Linked DNA regions of Homo sapiens: region 2 is linked to region 1. The links are chromatin loops, found by intact Hi-C in ENCODE. Cell type or tissue: PC-9. All regions are shown on one strand. Each heading gives the region's core, and the rest is flanking DNA. Links, peaks and the distances in the headings are about the cores only.

Region 1 (8,336 bases), core at 10-8,009:
TGCCTTCTTAAGGTTAATTCCCCTAGTTCATGGAGGTCACCTTTAATTTGACCTATGATTGGGGATGGCCAACCGAACAAGATCTCATAGGGCAAATAGCCAGTTTGTTTGGTGGGGGTGCACCTGACTCAGAGGAGGACCATGGGCAGGACTTGATCCCATCTCAGATGAGTTTTTTGCCAATATTTCTTCAGTAGCTGTATAAGTGTCCAATTCATGTGTTCCACTTTTCCTGAACTCTGTGGCTTATAGGCTATGTGTAACTTCCATTTTATTTTTAACAGCCTTGCTAGATCTTGAGCTATTTCGGCTACAAATGCTGGACCATTGTCTGACCCTGGAGTCAAGGGCAGTCCAAATCTGGTGATAATGTCTCTTAACAATACTTTAGTCACTTCTCATGCTTTCTCTGTTCTGGTGGAGAAAGTCTCGACCCATCCTGAAAAGGTGCAGACAAGCACTAACATGTACGGATAGCCTCTGGCTCGGGGCAGCTCAGTGAAGTCCATTAGTAGGTTTTTACAGGGTGTGGCTCCTATTTACTGTATTCCTGGGGCCGAGTGGGCCCTTGCCGTGGGTTGTTCTGGGCACAAATTAGATATTGTTTGCAAACGGCTCGGGTGATGGCAGTGAGCCACAGCACATAGAAATGGTGTCCAAGTAGTCTTTCTAGTGCCGTTTTCCTTATTATATGAGTTCCTTGATGGAATTGTCTTACAAATTTGGGGGTCACTATTTCAGGGATGGCTAGCCTCTCATCAGAGAATTTCCACCATCGTTCTTCAATGTAATGTCCAGTCTGTTTGGCACACCAGGCCCTTTCATTTGGAGAGTAATTTGGGACCTCTGGGAGGAGAGGCAAAGCTAGGGCTTCCTTTTTACAATGCGGGGTAGTCATTCCTGCCTGTTTTGCCTCCATGTCTGCTTTTCTGTTTCCTTTGGCCTCTAGTGTTCCTGCCTTTTGATGCCTTTGCAGTGCATAACAGCCACTTTCTTTGGGGCCTATACAGCATCTAAGAGCTGTAGGAGTTCTTCCTCGTACTTTATTTCTTTGCCCCCAGCAGTTAAGGGTCCTCTTTCCTTATATATAGCTCCATGAACATGCAATGTGGCAAAGGCATATTTGGAGTCAGTATAAACATTGACTTTTTTTGTCTTTTGCTAGCAAAAGGGCTCTTGTCAGGGCTATTAGGTCTGCTTTTTGGGCTGATGTTCTGTGGGCAGAAACTGAGCCTCTACCACTGAGTCCAATGTTACTACTGCATACCCAGCCTGCCGGACCCCTTCCAATACAAAATTGCTTCCATCTGTAAAGTATTCAACATCTGGGTCCTTGAGGGGTTGGTGTGTAAGATCTTTCTGGCTTGAGGATACCTCGCCTACTCCATCTACACGGCAATGAAGGGGGCCTCCTGGTTCCAAATCAGTTGGGAGCAAGGTAGCCAGGTTTAGGGTATTTATGTGAGGATTTTTGCATAGGAGCCCTTGGTATTGAGTCATTCTTAGGTTTGATAATCAAGGATGCCATCTCTGATCCATTAAAGTTATAACCGAGTGCAGTACCTGGATGGTCAGTTGCTGCCCTAGAGTCAGTTGGTCAGCTTCCTGTGCTAATAGGGCTGTGGCAGCTAGTGCTTTGAGGCACAGAGGCCATCCTAGTGCCACAGAATCCAGTTGCTTGGATAATTATGCTACCGGGCCATGCCATGATCCTATGACCTGAATTAGGACCCCTATAGCAATTCCTTTTCACTCATGGACATATAGAAAGAAAGGCTTAGTTAGATCTGGCAATCCTACGGCTGGGGCCTGAGTTAGGGCTTCTTTGATCTGCTTAAATGCCTTCTCCTGGTCAGCCTCCCACAGGAGGGGCTCCTTTTCTCCCCTCTTTTGTGGCTTCATATAATGGCTTGGCCATAAATGAGAAATTTGGGATCCAGATACAGCAGAACCCTGCTGCCCCTAGGAATTCTCTTATTTGTCGCTGGGTGTTTGGAGTGGGGAGTGCACAAACAGCCTTCTTTCGCTCACTGCCAAGCCATTGTTCCCCTTGACTTACTTCAAAGCCTAAATATTGGACTCTCCTGGAGCAGATTTGAGCCTTCTTCCTGGACACCTTATACAGGAGATGGAGGAGGTCTTGGGTTCCTTGAAAGCAGTCTTCTTGGGTTGGGGCTGCCAAAAAAAGGTCATCTATATATTGCAGCAAGGTGCAGTTGTCATTTGGCGGGGTGTAGGCCTTGAGGTTTAAAGATTGTGGGAGATTTTTTGAATCCTTGTGGGAGTCTTGTCCAGGTGAACTGCGACTCGCCCCATTTGCGACTCTCAAAATGGGCTAATTGGTGCCAGGTGAAGACAGAAGAATGCATCTTTCAGGTCTAGGCAAGTAAACCAGGCAGCACTTGCTGGAATAAGTCCCATCAAAGTATATGGGTTTGGTACTATCGGGTGGATGTTTACTGTAGTGTGGTTCACAGCACACAAGTCCTGCACTGGCCTGTATTCTCCAGATGGCTTCTGTACTGGCAGGAGTGGGATGTTCCAGGGTGACTGGAATTTGACTACAAACATGATTCCATGTTAGTAGAGTCGCTCACTCTAAGTGTTTGTGAACACCTCATATGGCTTCCGGGAAAACCAGGTACTGGCAAACTAAACTGGGGTTGCCCCTGGTTTTAGCTCTACTACCACTGGCATCTAATCTTTAGCCAGCCCGGGTGGGTTATCTTCAGCCCATACTCCAGGAATTTTATTAAGTAGCCTCTATAATTCAAGTATTCCTGGTTTGTGAGACAGTTCTGGTGGCTTTTTTGTGTATAGCCTCCATTCCTCAGTTTGCAGGACGGTAAGGGTTAACACCATGGCCTTTGGGTCAGTCAGGTTTAGAGTCATATCCCCTTGTAGCCCAAAAGCAATCTGTGCTTGCAGTTTTCAGAGTAGGTCTCTCCCCAGCAGGGGAACTGGGCAATTTGGGAGGTACAGGAATTCATGTTGGACCTCTTGTCCTCCTATAACGAACCTCCTTGGCCAACAAAGTGGCCTCTTCTCTGAGACCCTGGTGACCCCTACAATAGTTGTATAGTTTTTGGATAGTGGTCCTATGGATCGGGTTACTACCAGCTATTCAGCCCCATTGTCCACCATAAAGTCCATTAGCTGGCCCCCCACTTCTAATGTGACCATGGGCTCCTGGGGGCCTAAGGAGAAGGAGCCTGGTCTGTCCTTGTCCTTATATTCTTCAGTCCCTGCCACCCCGATCAGGTCGGTATCTGGTTCCTTCAGGGTGCAGCAGCCTTTGACTGGTGGCATTTTTGTTTCATAGCCTCCGCCATTTTCTTCACTGCCCTCTGGACACTGATTTTTTCCAGTGTCCCTTTTAGCATCATGCACATTGGTGCTTATCTAACCTCAGCCGGCTTTTGAGCCTCTGTCTGGTTTGGCCCCATCTCCGTCTGTGCCCGTGTCCACATCCGCACCCTCTTGCAATGCTAGTTTCCCTTACCGTAAGGGTCACTGCTAACATATTGGCCTTTTTCCTAAGCCTCCGATCTGCTTCCTTTTTTGCCTCTTGGTCACGGTTAATATACATCTTGGTGGCCACTCCTATAAGTTGGGTGGCATTCATGCCTGCGAAATTTTTTAGCTTTTGCATCTTCCACCTGATGTCACCCTGGGCTTGTCCTGCAAATGCCGTGTTCACTGTGCACTGATTTTCAGAGGCCTCAGGGTCAAACGGAGTGTAAAGCTGGAATGCCTCACAGAGTCTCTCATAAAACTGGCTAGGGCTCTCATCAGCTCCTTGAAGAACTTCTGAGATATTTCCTATATTGATTGCCTTTTTCCTGCCTTCCTTTAGCCCTTGCAAGAGTGCTTCTCGGTACCTCTGTAGGTACTGTAATTGGACTGCATGATTTGAATCCCAGTGGGGGTCTGCTTCTGGAAACTGGCCCTGAGTGTATGCCTGAACGTTAAGTGTGCCTTCAGGTGCACTGGCTTCTAGGCAGCAGAGAGCTGCCTGGATTACCCTCCAGCACTCCTCAGTGTTAAACAGTGTCAAGAGGAGCTGCCTACAGTCTGGCCACGTAGGATTGTGTGTCTGGAAGATGGATTGCATTAAATCTATGAGGGCCTGGGTCTTCTCCATGTAGGAGGGGGTATGGTGTTTCCAGTTTAGGAGATCAGTGGTTGTAAAAGGCTGGTAGATGAAGTTCCGTTGCCCCCCTTGGACTTGACCCTGTTCATCATAATAGATGGGTCCCCGTGTCTCCCTAAGAGGCATTTGCATAGCCCAAGCATGACCAGATTGGAGGCAGCCCACTTGATCATCTTATCTTTCTTCCCTGACCTCCTGGGGCTCCGATCTTTCCTTTTGGGGTGAGTCTTGGAGCATGTTACCATCTGAATCTGACTCCTTGGGGGCCGTTGGCCTCAGTAAATGGGGGTAGATTGGAATATATGGAAGAGGAATTTCTATCTCCTCTGGCAGTTCCTGCAAAACTGGTTTCTCTTGCCCTTCCCATGACTTTTTCTTTGTCTCCGTATTTGCCAGCAAAGCTGATTTTACTTTCACTTTAGGCTCGGTCTGAGCCACAAGCATTTTGCAGTAAGCTGCCAGGCAGGGCTGCAACCATGCAGGTCAAGTTTGAACTACATTTAGCCATGAGTCAATATAAGGGAATTGGTCTGGGTGCCCTGGCTGTCCTTCGACCCCAATCACCACCTTAAATACATGGCCAATTGTTTCCCTATCTGTGGTTCCTTTGGCTGGCCATCCGACACTAAAAGAGGGCCATTCTATTTCACAGAGTTCTCAACCTCTGAGGGGTCAACTTCATCCCGTAATCCCCTGCATAACCTTTCTTAAAATTCTTTAACATACATTGTAATGGGGTGGGTTTTGACGACTTCCCTCTCATTTCCTCCCAGTTACAGCGCAACACACTCACTCTCACTTTCACTTCGGACCGATTAGACCGTCCCCCTCGCAGGAGTATTTCAGATGCCACTTAGCATTGGAGGCTCTGTTTTGACCCCCACAATTACTAAATTGTGGGGCACCTCCCTAAGCCATATGTGGAACACTGTTAGTCCCGGTCAGTCCCATGGTTCTCTCAGAGTGTATGGTCTACGCTAAGAGAACTGCGGCCCCCACACATCACTCCCCGCATTGGTTCCTCCTGGAACCGCCTCTTTCACATGCACTCACACACTTCCCCGCTCCCAGTTCCTCTTTCTCAACTGACTCTGCAAGCCACTCTCATGTCCTGGGTTGGTTGGGGTGTGAGCTTGTGAGCTTCCCTGACTTTGCAAGCCACTCTCACGTCCTGTGTTTGACCACTAGTTACACCCCGGGAGGTGATCAGGCTCCCCTTCCATTCTTATGGGACAGGTCCTGCCTCGGGCTCAAACCTTACCACAATCCTGTAGTGCACTGTTCCTGGAATCATCCTGTTCCTGCTTAGGTTCCATTGTGCTGTCAGGTAGGGTCAAGGGAGAGCTGATCACCCCTCTGGGTTGAAGTTCTCCCAGTGGCGCCTGGGGTCACAGGTCTCTCCCGGCCTGGGGCTCCAGTCTCACAGGCGAAGAGACAGTAAACCTTTCGTCTCCAATCCCGGGCGAGCCCCCAGAAAATGTTTCAGGAATCAGAGGACTGGAGAGACCAATAGGTAGAAGAGGAGGATTTTATTTAAGTGGCCACTGGCCCAACGGATTCACATCCAAAGGCTAGGCCCTGAACAAAGACAGGGCTTGACTTTTATACACACTTCTGAAAGGGGGTTGGCTAGTTTAAATGGCGTGGTGGGAATCTAATGGCATGAAATTCATGGTGTAGGCAAGCAGGCTTACAGAAGCAGAACAAAGGCAGTTAATCAGTGACAGGTTTCATAATCCTTAGCATAGCTTGTGACCTTGCAGCTGCATTGAAGGAAAAACAGGAACTTACAAAACTTGGAAATTGAGTAATGGTAAGGGGGATGAGGAGATAGTAAAGGAATTTGATTTGCTTAAGCTTGCTCTGAGGGGGTGTTGGGAGAGTCTCTGGAGCTCCTTCCTTTGGGCTCTGGCTTTCCAGATAGTTTTATCAAAGCTTTGCCAGGGCCCTGCATATTGCTGGCCTTGGAGTGAGTCAGCTAAGTACAGGGAAACTTGTTTTTCTCTTTTTTATTTCTGCTTCAGCCTCATTTGTGATTCCTTCACCCAGCCTTCCTGTAATCAACCAGGGTTGTTCTTGGAGACTTTGCTTTGAAAATATGTTTTCTGGCCAGGCACAGTGGCTCAAGCCTGTAATCCCAGGACTTTGGGAGGCTGAGGTGGGCTGATCACTTGAGGTCAGGAGTTCGAAACCAGCCTGACCAACATGGCAAAACCCCATCTCTACTAAAAATACAAAAATTAGCCAGGTGTGGTGGGGCATTCCTGTAATTCCAGCCACTTGGGAGGCTGAGGCAGGAGAATCACTTGAACCCAGGAGGCAGAGGTTGCAGTGAGCCAAGATCGGAACAAGACTCCATCTCAAAAAACAAACAAACAAACAAACAAAAAACAGAAAATGTTTTCTTCTATGGAGACTCATCCTCTAAGTTGTAATTACTCAGTATCTTAACAGCCAGCTAAGCACCCGAACATGTTTTGGTAATGATATGGCAGACTAGATTTGGATTAAAGCCTTGGTGTGCTGCTTGGTGTTAGCTGTGTGACTTTTTTCAAATTATGTTTTCAAACTTTTAGTTTCCTAATTTGCAAAACAAAGGTAATAATACCTACTTCATAAGACTCAATAACATAATAATATGTAAAATGCCTGCCAGGGCTCAATAAGATCTAAAACTTACTAAGTGTTACTAATATCAACTATTTTCATTATTAACGATTTGTTCATTTTGAGTACACCCACTGAGCCAGATTACTTGTTCAAATCCCAGCTCCATGCCTTATTGTCTTTGTTAATCTTGAGCAAGTTACTAAATTTTCTGTGCTTTATTTTAGCTTTCTTATCTATAAAATAGAAATAATCTGTGCTTTATAATAATATTGCTAAGAATAAATTAGTGAATACATGTGAAGCATTTAAAGCAGTACCTGGCATTTAATAACTGCTCAATAAGTGTTAGCAGTTATTATTCTACCATCACTTTATTTTTAGGAGGTTTCAAAAGGGTAGTTCTTTGTGAAAGATAATTGTGAAGGACTTAGAAGGATACCAAAGACACATTTTATTTACTTCCCAACATGGCCTAGGTCCAATTCTGGTACAATCTACTTACAAAATCTAGGTGGCAATCCCTCTCCCAAGGTTCTTTCCTAGTAAGGTTCTTTTAAAAAAGTTGTTTACACAAATTCTGAAAGTCTGCCCATCCCCCACCCCTCATTCCCTTATGTAAATCTTAATAATTGATTGATCTGTGGCAGAGTTCTATTTTTCTGTAAAAGTTTTATAAGATAGAGATTTATAATTTGTTTTTCAGAAGAAGATTGTTACTAAATTGGTTTAATTTCTTTTTTCTAGCAACCGCCTCCACGTTTGATAAACTTTCAGAATCACAGCCCCAAACCCAATGGACCAGTTCTTCCTCCTCATCCTCAACAACTGAGATATCCACCAAACCAGAACATACCACGACAAGCAATAAAGCCAAACCCCCTACAGATGGCTTTCTTGGCTCAACAAGCCATAAAACAGGTATATATCTACCTTCTTTTCTCAATTGCTTTTTCTGCTGCTTTCTACTTTCAAATCACAAAGAATTTACAGATTAAGCAACAGGTTATAAAGAGCCAAGAGCAAGCCTTCTTTTTCATTTTTTAAATAAATGTGAATTGCAAAGTTTGATGCTTTTTATCAGTAAGAGAAATTAAACCACTTATGTAGAAGTGATGGCCCAATATAATCAATGACCATAGGTATTAATTTTTATAATATGGTATGGATAACTTTTAGGTGAGTATATTAAATTTCCTAAGATAAAAGTATTCTAACAAATACAAGTTACATTCCACAAAATAGAACAATAAATGAATCTTTGAAGCGTCTCAAGAAGATTTCTTGGAAACAAAATTATGGCACAGTTTCAAGAGGGAATACATATATATCTGATGAAGTTTAATATTTAATTCATATTTAATATGATACAGCTTATTTATTTTTATTTTTTTATTTTTTTTGAGACAGAGTCTCTCTCTGTTGCCTAGGCTGGAGTGCAGTGGCGCAATCTGGGCTAACTGCAAACTCTGCCTCCTGGGTTCACACCATTTCTCCTGCCTCAGCCTCCTGAGTAGCTGAGACTACAGGTACTCGCCACCACGCCCAGCTAATTTTTTTTGTATTTTTAGTAGAG
Region 2 (8,336 bases), core at 92-8,091, 95 kb after region 1:
TTCTCGGAAAAAAAGGTTTTTTAAAATATTACTGCTCACCAGGCAAGATGGCTCACACCTGTCATCCCAACACTTTGGAAGGCTGAGGCAGGAGAATAGCCATGAGTTTCAGAAAAGCATGGTCAACATAGTGAGACCACATCTCCACACAACATAGTGAGACCACATTTTCACTTCCTGTTTCACTTCCTTTTTTTTTTTTTTTTTAAAAAAAAAAAGAATTCAGAGCCTGCTGGGTACAGTGGCTCATGCCTGTAATCCCAGCACTTTAGGAGGCCAAGGCGGGCAGATTGCTTGAGCTTAGGAGTTCGAGACCAGCCTAGGCAACATGGAGAAACCCCATCTCTACAAAAAATACAACAATCAGCTGGCGTAGTGATGCGCACCTGTAATCCCAGTTACTCAGGTGGCTGAGGTGGGAGGATCACTTGAGCCTGGGAGGCAGAGGTTGCAGTGAGCTGAGATCGCACCACTAAACTCCAGCCTGGGTGACAGAGCAAGACCCTGTCTCAAAAAAAAGAAAAGAAAAGAAAAATCAGAGCCAGCTGGGCACAGTGCCTCACGCCTGTAATCCCAGTACTTTGGGAGGCCGAGGCGGGTGGATCACCTGAGGTCAGGAGTTTGAGACCAGCCTGGCCAACATGGTGAAACCCCATCTCTACCAAAAATATAAAAAATTAGCTGGGCATGGTGGTGCACGTCTGTAATTCCAGCTACTTGGGAGGTTGAGGCAGGAGAATCACTTGAACCCAGGAGGCAGAGGTTGTAGTGAGCCAAGATGGCGCCATTCCACTCCATCCTGGGCAACAAGAGCGAAACTCCATTTCAAAAAATAAAATAAAAATATCAGAGCCTCACTTTTATCCTCCAAGGTGATATAAGCTACACACACGCACACACACACACACCCCTACACACACACTCTACAGTAATATATGTGCATATAAATGTATATATACTATTATATATATATTATACTAATATATTTACGTATAATTTACATATATGTACATGCAATATTAGTGTAATATATACTATATTTGTGTAATATAGATATATATTCATTTATTACTGTAATATATATTACAGGATTATATTCTTATGGATAAGCAACAAAAGTGATTTCTTGAGATGAAATCTACTCCTGGTGAAGAAGCTATGAACATTGTTGAAATTACAACAAAGAATTTAGAATATTCATAAACTTAGTTGATAAGGCAGTGGCACAGTTTGGGAGAATTGACTGCAATTTTGAAAGAGGTTCTCTACTGTGGGTCAAATGCTATCAAACAGCATTGCATCCTACAGAGAAATCTTTCAGGAAAAGAAGAAGTCCATTGATGTGGCAAACTTCATTGTTATCTTTTTTTAAGGAATTGCCACAGCCACCTCAATGTTCAGCAACCGCCACCCTGATCAGCCAGCAGCCATTAACACTGAGGCAAGAACTTCTACCAGCAAAAAGATTATGACTCTCTAAAGGCTCAGAAGATCATTAGAATTTATCAGCAATCAAGTATTTTAAAATTAAGGTGTGTACATTGCTTTTTAGGCATGATGCTACTGCACACTTACTAGACTTTAGTATAGTGTAAACATAACATTTACATGCACTGAGAAACCAAAAAGGTTGTGTGACTCACTTTATTCTGATACTCGCTTAATTGCAGCGAGCTGGTACCAAACCAGCAGTATTTCCAAGGTATGCCTATATGTACATCTTATCCCATAGGATGCCAAAGGCAGGTAGAACTCCTACGTTGCCTTACCTGAGACAAGGGTAACATATAGCCTCGGTATTTCGTGGGCAAAAATTCAGTCTTTATGATTAACCTAAACAGGAAGCAGGAAAAAGCATAATTTTGTTTTAAAAAACTAAATCATCTTTTAAAAAATAATCAGTTTTTCTTGTCACAGGGATAAAGAATTCAAAAGCATAGAAGTTGATTATATATCAGAAGAGAATTATGACAGCTAATATCCACATAAGAGAACAGTAAGAACGAAACTGACAATTGCTCCTGGGTTTACATCTTTACTCCCAATACTTTAAACCTTCTAACACTTAAGAAATATAAGCCTGGCCAGGTGTGGTGGCTCACACCTGTAATCTCTGCACTTTGGGAGGCCAAGGTGGGTGGATCACCTGAGGTCAGGAGTTCGAGACCAGCCTGGACAACATGGAAAAACCCCGTTTCTACTAAAAATACAAAATTAGCTGGGTGTGGTGGCGCATGCCTGTAGTCCCAGCTACTCAAGAGCCTGAGGCAGGAGAATCACCTGAGCCCAGGAGGTGGAGGTTGTGGTGAGCCAATATTGTGCCATTGCACTCCAGCAACAAGAGCGAAACTCCATGTTGAAAAGACAAAAAAAAAAAGAAATATAAGCCTTATCTGTTTTGCCAAGGGAAGCACTGGCAAAATGTTTTCCCAAGCCTGATTCCCTTTTCTTATTTGTTTATTTATTTATTTATTTATTTATTTATTTATTTATTTTAGAGACAAGGTCTGGCTGTCTCCCAGGTTGGAGTACAGTGGTTTGATCACAGCTCGCTGCAGCCTCAAACTCCTGGGCTCAAGAGATCTTCTCACCTCAGCCTCCCAAGTGGCTGGGATTACAGGTGCTCACCACCACACCCAGCTAATTTTTAAATTTTTTGTAGAGATGGGACCTTGCTGCATTGCCAATCCTGGCCTCAAGCAACTGTTGCACCTTGGTTTCCTAAAGGGCTGGGATTATAGGGGTGAGCCACTGCACTCAGCCTGATTCCCTTTTCTAAAACACATTGGGAAATTAAAATACACCTGAGAGAAGGTAAATAGTTCTCTCAATTCATGAGGACAGTCAAGGCACAAGTTTCTAATTAAGTACATATTTTCTTCTGAATATAAGAATAAATAGAAACATATTCCATCAGTTTTCTAATTGCTCTTCTCTGTTGCTGTTGTTAGCCAGAATTTGGGGATTTTTAACATATTTATTGAGCTGTTTCCTGGGGAATGTTTTATATTTTTACTTAGCTTCTACTCCTTTAGGGCTCCAAAGCTCAAAGCTTACTGTATGCCCCAGGGAAGAACAATTCTTTCTCTAACACATGAAGGCAGTAATTAGGTGCTTTGACATCTCCTAACATATTTTAAGAATAATCTCCTCCAAGGCACCAAGAAGAGAAGAGCCCAAGGGGTCCTGTGAATTCAAGGGGAGGGGAGTTCCTGCAACTGAGGGTTCCTCCCTATTTTAGGCCATTTAGGGTAATTTCTGGACATTGCCATGGCATTTGTAAGCTGTCCTGGCACCACTGGGAGTGTCTTTTGGCATGCTAATACATTATAATTAGAGTATAATAAGCAGTGAAGACAATCAGAGCTCGCTTTGGTCGCCATCTTGGTTTTAGTGGGTTTAGGCCAGTTTCTTTACCACATCTTGTTTTATCAGCGGGGTGTCTTGTGATGTGTATCTTGTGAAACCAGTCCTGCTGATCTCCTATCTCTTCCTGTGACTAGGAATGCCTAACCTCCTGGGAATGCAGCCCAGCAAGTCTCAGCTTCATTTTACCCAGCCCCTATTAAAGATGGAGTCACTCTAGTTCGATCCCATCTGACATATTCCCCCCCCTCCCTTTTACAAGAGGAGTCTTAAATCATAGGGTGATAGTACTCAAAAATAGTTACTCCTAAATGTTACAGGGGCTTATGGTCAAACTAAACTCTTCCAACAAATTCAAGAAATTAATAAATTATGTTTGGATTGACTTCAAAAATTTTTGTTTGTTTGTTTGTTTTTGTAGAGCGAGGGTCTCACTATGCTGTCCAGGCTGGTCTTGAACTCCTGGGCTGAAGGGATTTGCCTCAGTTTCCCAAAGTGCTCAGATTACAGATGCGAGCCACCACCACGCCCAGCCTGGGTTGACATTTTGTTACCTGACACTTGTTAGTATTTCCTGTAACAAAATATTGCACATCTCAAAAACAATGACTAGCCTTATGAACAAAAAAGCTAACACCTGCTTGATCTAGCACTCTGCTAGCCTCACCATCAAGCATCATTTTAAGGAGAAAACTGCTCCTGCTGGAGCATTAAATAAGCAGCTATCACTAAAAACCAAACAAAGCTTAAACTGAGTTTGCACAAGTGACATCTATAAATCTGTAACTTATTAATGCTGTAAACTAGAAATAAAATTTGAAGTGCCCCCCCGCCCCAACCCCAACCCCATTCATCTACCAACTACCACCATCTGAATGGATTCCCTCCTCAGCCAGGGCACTCTAAAATTTAACCTGAAAGACTGGTTCAGGCCACGACAGGAAGTGGGGTCGGACATGCCTCATTATATCCCTCTAGCATTAGCATCAACGCAGACCTTAAGTCTGGTGAGACACATTTACAATCTATTTTCTCTGAAGCTGGCTACCTGGAGGCTTCATTTGCATGATAAAACCTTGGTTGTGGAGACCAGAATGTCTTAACCTGGACATTCTTTTCTACTGATAACTCCTTCAACCAATGCCAATCAGAAAATGTTTAGATCAGCCAGGCACAGTGACTCACACCTATAATCCTAGCACTTAGGGAGGCCAAGGCGGGTGGATTACCTGAGGTCAAGAGTTCGAGACTAGCCTGGCCAACATGGCGAAACCCCGTCTCTACTAAAAATACAAAAAATTAGCCGGGCATGATGGCAGGCATCTGTAATCCCAGCTACTTGGAGGCTGAGGCAAAAGAATCGCTTGAACCCAGGAGGCGGAGGTTGCAGTGAACTGAGATTGTGCCATTGCACTCCAGCCTGAGCAACAGAGCCAGACTCTATCTCGAAAAAAAAAAAAAAAATTAATATGTTAACATCTACCTGTGGTCTGGAAGTCCCCCACCCTTTGAGTTGTCCTGCCCTTCCAGATGGAACCAATGTAAATCTTACATGTATTAATTGATGTGTTATGTCTCCCTAAAATATATAAAACAAGCTATACCCCAACTACCTTGGGCACATGTCCTCAGGGCCTCCTGAGGCTGTGTCACAGCCACATCCTTAACTTTGGCAAAAATAAACTTTCTAAATGGACTGAAACCTGTCTCAGATATGTTGGGTTCACAATGCTTTTGGTCTATTAAGCGCAGTGTGTGTGCATCAGGGCCTGCAGGGGTACACGTTTCTGTCTCAGGGTCCCCTGGGTAACATATTTACCCTTGCGAGTGGCCGGACACACCACAGCCCACCATCGTCCGCAGGAAGACAAACCAGATGTACGAAGGAGCAAACGAGGTCAGCAAGGAGAAATAGGCTCCCCACAGGAACGAGATGAGCAGAATCTGAAGCAACAGCAGAACACATGAATGGGACCTGCCTCAATGCGGGGAGGGAAGAAGCCCTAACTTCTGAAGGCGATTTTCGGTTTCCATCCTGATAGTTGCTTCTCTGAGGAGCTAACCTGTAGCAAGCCCACTGGTCTTTCACAATCATCCAACAATACAATCCATGCCATTCTACTGTCTGGAAGCCCAGACCTACCAAGTTCAGACCATTCTTTAAAACTACCATGCTGTGCCCACCCTCATGGGTGGCAGGTCCCTGAACTTGGACATCAAAAGGCAAAAACGTGTCCTCCCTACTCACAGGGCTGCTGGGGACGTAATGAGGCAGTATGTTGGGAGGAGTACAAGGAGAACATTTAAGGTATTTGCTTTTTCTTTAATTATAAGGATAAATTCATAGTAAACAATACAGAAGAAAAAAGAAAATTAAGAAATTGAAATCACCATTGATTGTCCAACCCAGAGAAGATAACTCTTAACACTGTTTTATCTTCTCTGTTTATGAGAGAAAACGAAGTGTTAATGGCTGGCTATAAATGTTCCAGTGGAAAGATGTACTTTCATACATGTAATATAATACATAAGACCTTGCTCTACTGTTGCAGTTTAAGTTGTTTCAGATCTTCTCATTATTAAAATAAGCTGCGATGATATCTGTACATAAGTCGTTATGCCCTCTCTGATATCTTTAGCAAGCTAGATTTCTGGAAGACAAATGTTCAGGTTAGCAGAATATTTTCAAGGTTCATGTTTCATACTGCCAGGCTGATGGTCAGAAAAATTATACCAATAGGGTTTAATAATATTATATAATAATAATGATATATTAACACCAACAGGGTGTTATATATAGTAAGGGTGTCTATATACTTGCAAGTCATGAAAATGTCCATTTCAACGGTGCAGGACTCTTTAAGGAAAAATTTCCTTACATATTTGATAAGGAAAAATTATATCTTGCTATGTATTTTGTTTTTGATAACTCCTGTACTTTAATGTTTTTTCAAAGTTTCTTGATAATTTGTATTTCTTTTATAAAATGCCTTTTTGTGCTTTTTTGAGATACTCGTGTTTTCAAATTTACAAGAATCTATGCTATTTATTTCATGTACTTTAAAACATACAGCCAATTCTACTAATGTTTTCCTTTGAGATTCCTCCATTTGTGTTTATGCTCAGAGAGGATTTCACCAGAAATCAAGCAAATAGAAAAGACAGACCTGGGTTTGTAATCAGAAGACATAATTTATGTCTTGATGTCTAATCTTAGTAGGCACGTGACTTTGAGCACGTAGCTAGTTTCAAAGCTATACCAACATGAGCAAAATGTGTAGCTGCTTATGTTTATACCTGCAAATGTCCACACTCTAATATGTTTTAACTCCGTACATCCATCAACTTGAGAGAGAAAAGCGGCTCAGAACAGTCTGAGGAATGTGAGGTATGCAGAATTTATCAGGTCCAGAGACACAGGAGCATGCGACTCCGGTCACATTCCCGCACCCATGCCCAGGGTAATTGTATTTCATTTTGTTTTTCTTACCTTCCCTGTAGTTTCCAGACTAGCTGATAAATTACCTAAAAGGTTACCGCAAGTTGCACAATGTGACGCTCATCCATTATCTCCATGTTTTTAGATTTTGTGACACCAAGAAAGATGTAGAATCAGCTGATAGCATACCTTATTTTAACGAACCAATGTAAATTATTAGTAAATAACTTAGGAAGTGCCCCCAAATTCTTTTCTCTCCTCCTTTAAAAAACCCACTTGTAACTGCTGCTAATCGGAGCATATATTCAGGGCAACTGGACTGTATGACTTCCGAGCTGCAATCCTCAATCTTGGTCCAAATAAACTCCCTACTTATATTAATTTCGTCTCTGTTTCTTCCTTTAGGTCAATATTTCTGGCATAGCTGGCAAGGTTCAGAGCAACACCACCCCTTACCCCCACAATTACCAATAGGCTCCTCTTGAACTTGCTGCATGAACCCACTGCGTTCCCCTAACTCCAGAGGTTTCACTGGGGGCAAAAGGGTGAGTCTTTCTGAATCTGGCCCTCCTTTCCTTTAGGTTGAGGTCTACAGTTTGGGTGGCTTCTTTATAAACTCTCTCATTTAAGAGCATGGGCTTCCATTTCTGTCCCTGGACGGGACATTCAGGCAAATGGCTCTGCAGAGAACTTCTGCTTTCTCTGCCTCTGCCTCATAGCAGCAGGTTTGGCTTAATGGTCTTGGCCATCCAGCACTAGTCATTTTACTTTTTCTTGTCCTAAAATTCCATCACAGGCTTTAAAACTTGCATCTGTTTCCTACTGATTGTAATTTGGACTTCTCTTTTCATTTGTGGCCAGTTCCTGCTAGTTTCAAACAGATAGGTGCCTGAGGGTGAGTTTTCTTGCCCCAAAATTAAGGGAGACTTGCTCCCTCCCAACCTACTTGGGTGCTCTGGGGGGTTAGAGACTTTATGGACACTCACTCATGACACATAGTCCTGAAAGAACAGCTTCTTCTGAGCTTGCTGTTGCAGCAGTGGACTAGTCATTTAAATGAAAACCAGAGGAAAAAACCTCCCAATAGGGCTGCTCTGAAGGGCTAAGGGGCCTTTTCCATTCCCCTTATTAACTCATTAGAAGCGAAGATATGGATAAATGGAGAACAGATGTGTGCCCCCACTGATATCAGACCTCTGTTCTCAACACCACCACAGTAAACTGGACGTGGTGGGGGCATCTAACCAACCCATGACTGCTTCTAAGTCCCAACCTTTAAAAGTTCAAATAGAGCCACTTAGCGGCCTTCCTTCCTTTAATCCTTCTGGGTAGAGATTTCTTAGAACTCTATAATACCCGCATCTCCTTTTACTCCACACCTGGACTGCAGAGGAACAGCTGCAGGCACAGGTACCCTGAGAAAAATGTCCAGAAGATAAGCCTGGAATGTTCCATCAGGGAGGGAAATGTCTGCATTTTCTATCTTGGGTATTGGGAGGGAGATGCCTACTAAAGAGAAACAGTGATAAGG

The links. A loop is a pair of places that touch in the nucleus more often than their neighbours do. Peaks named below come from ENCODE experiments on the same cell type or tissue, not always from the same donor. Only the 100,000 strongest peaks of a DNase experiment are listed, where the experiment ranks them.
Region 2: it touches region 1 in a loop (6-fold over the local background); 2 of 110 quality-filtered maps call a loop at or near these places.

The regions. Positions count from the first base shown.
Region 1 is chr7:138,559,974-138,568,309 of GRCh38, forward strand. It overlaps TRIM24 (tripartite motif containing 24), which reads left to right. Exons shown (of 19, transcript NM_015905.3): 10 at 7,508-7,681. LOC124901755 (a long non-coding RNA gene) reads right to left here and starts at 5,730. Exons shown (of 2, transcript XR_007060556.1): 1 at 5,415-5,730. In PC-9, for the core only: no CTCF peak of the experiment used is centred there; DNase peaks (open chromatin) are centred at 4,568 and 5,847; H3K4me3 peaks cover 2,080 bases; H3K27ac peaks cover 1,515 bases.
Region 2 is chr7:138,654,679-138,663,014 of GRCh38, forward strand. It overlaps SVOPL (SVOP like), which reads right to left. Exons shown (of 16, transcript NM_001139456.2): 6 at 5,186-5,310; 7 at 1,770-1,833. Among named protein-coding and RNA genes, the nearest start is that of SVOPL, 43 kb to the right of the region's middle. In PC-9, for the core only: no CTCF peak of the experiment used is centred there; DNase peaks (open chromatin) are centred at 3,493 and 4,443; H3K4me3 peaks cover 648 bases; H3K27ac peaks cover 1,962 bases.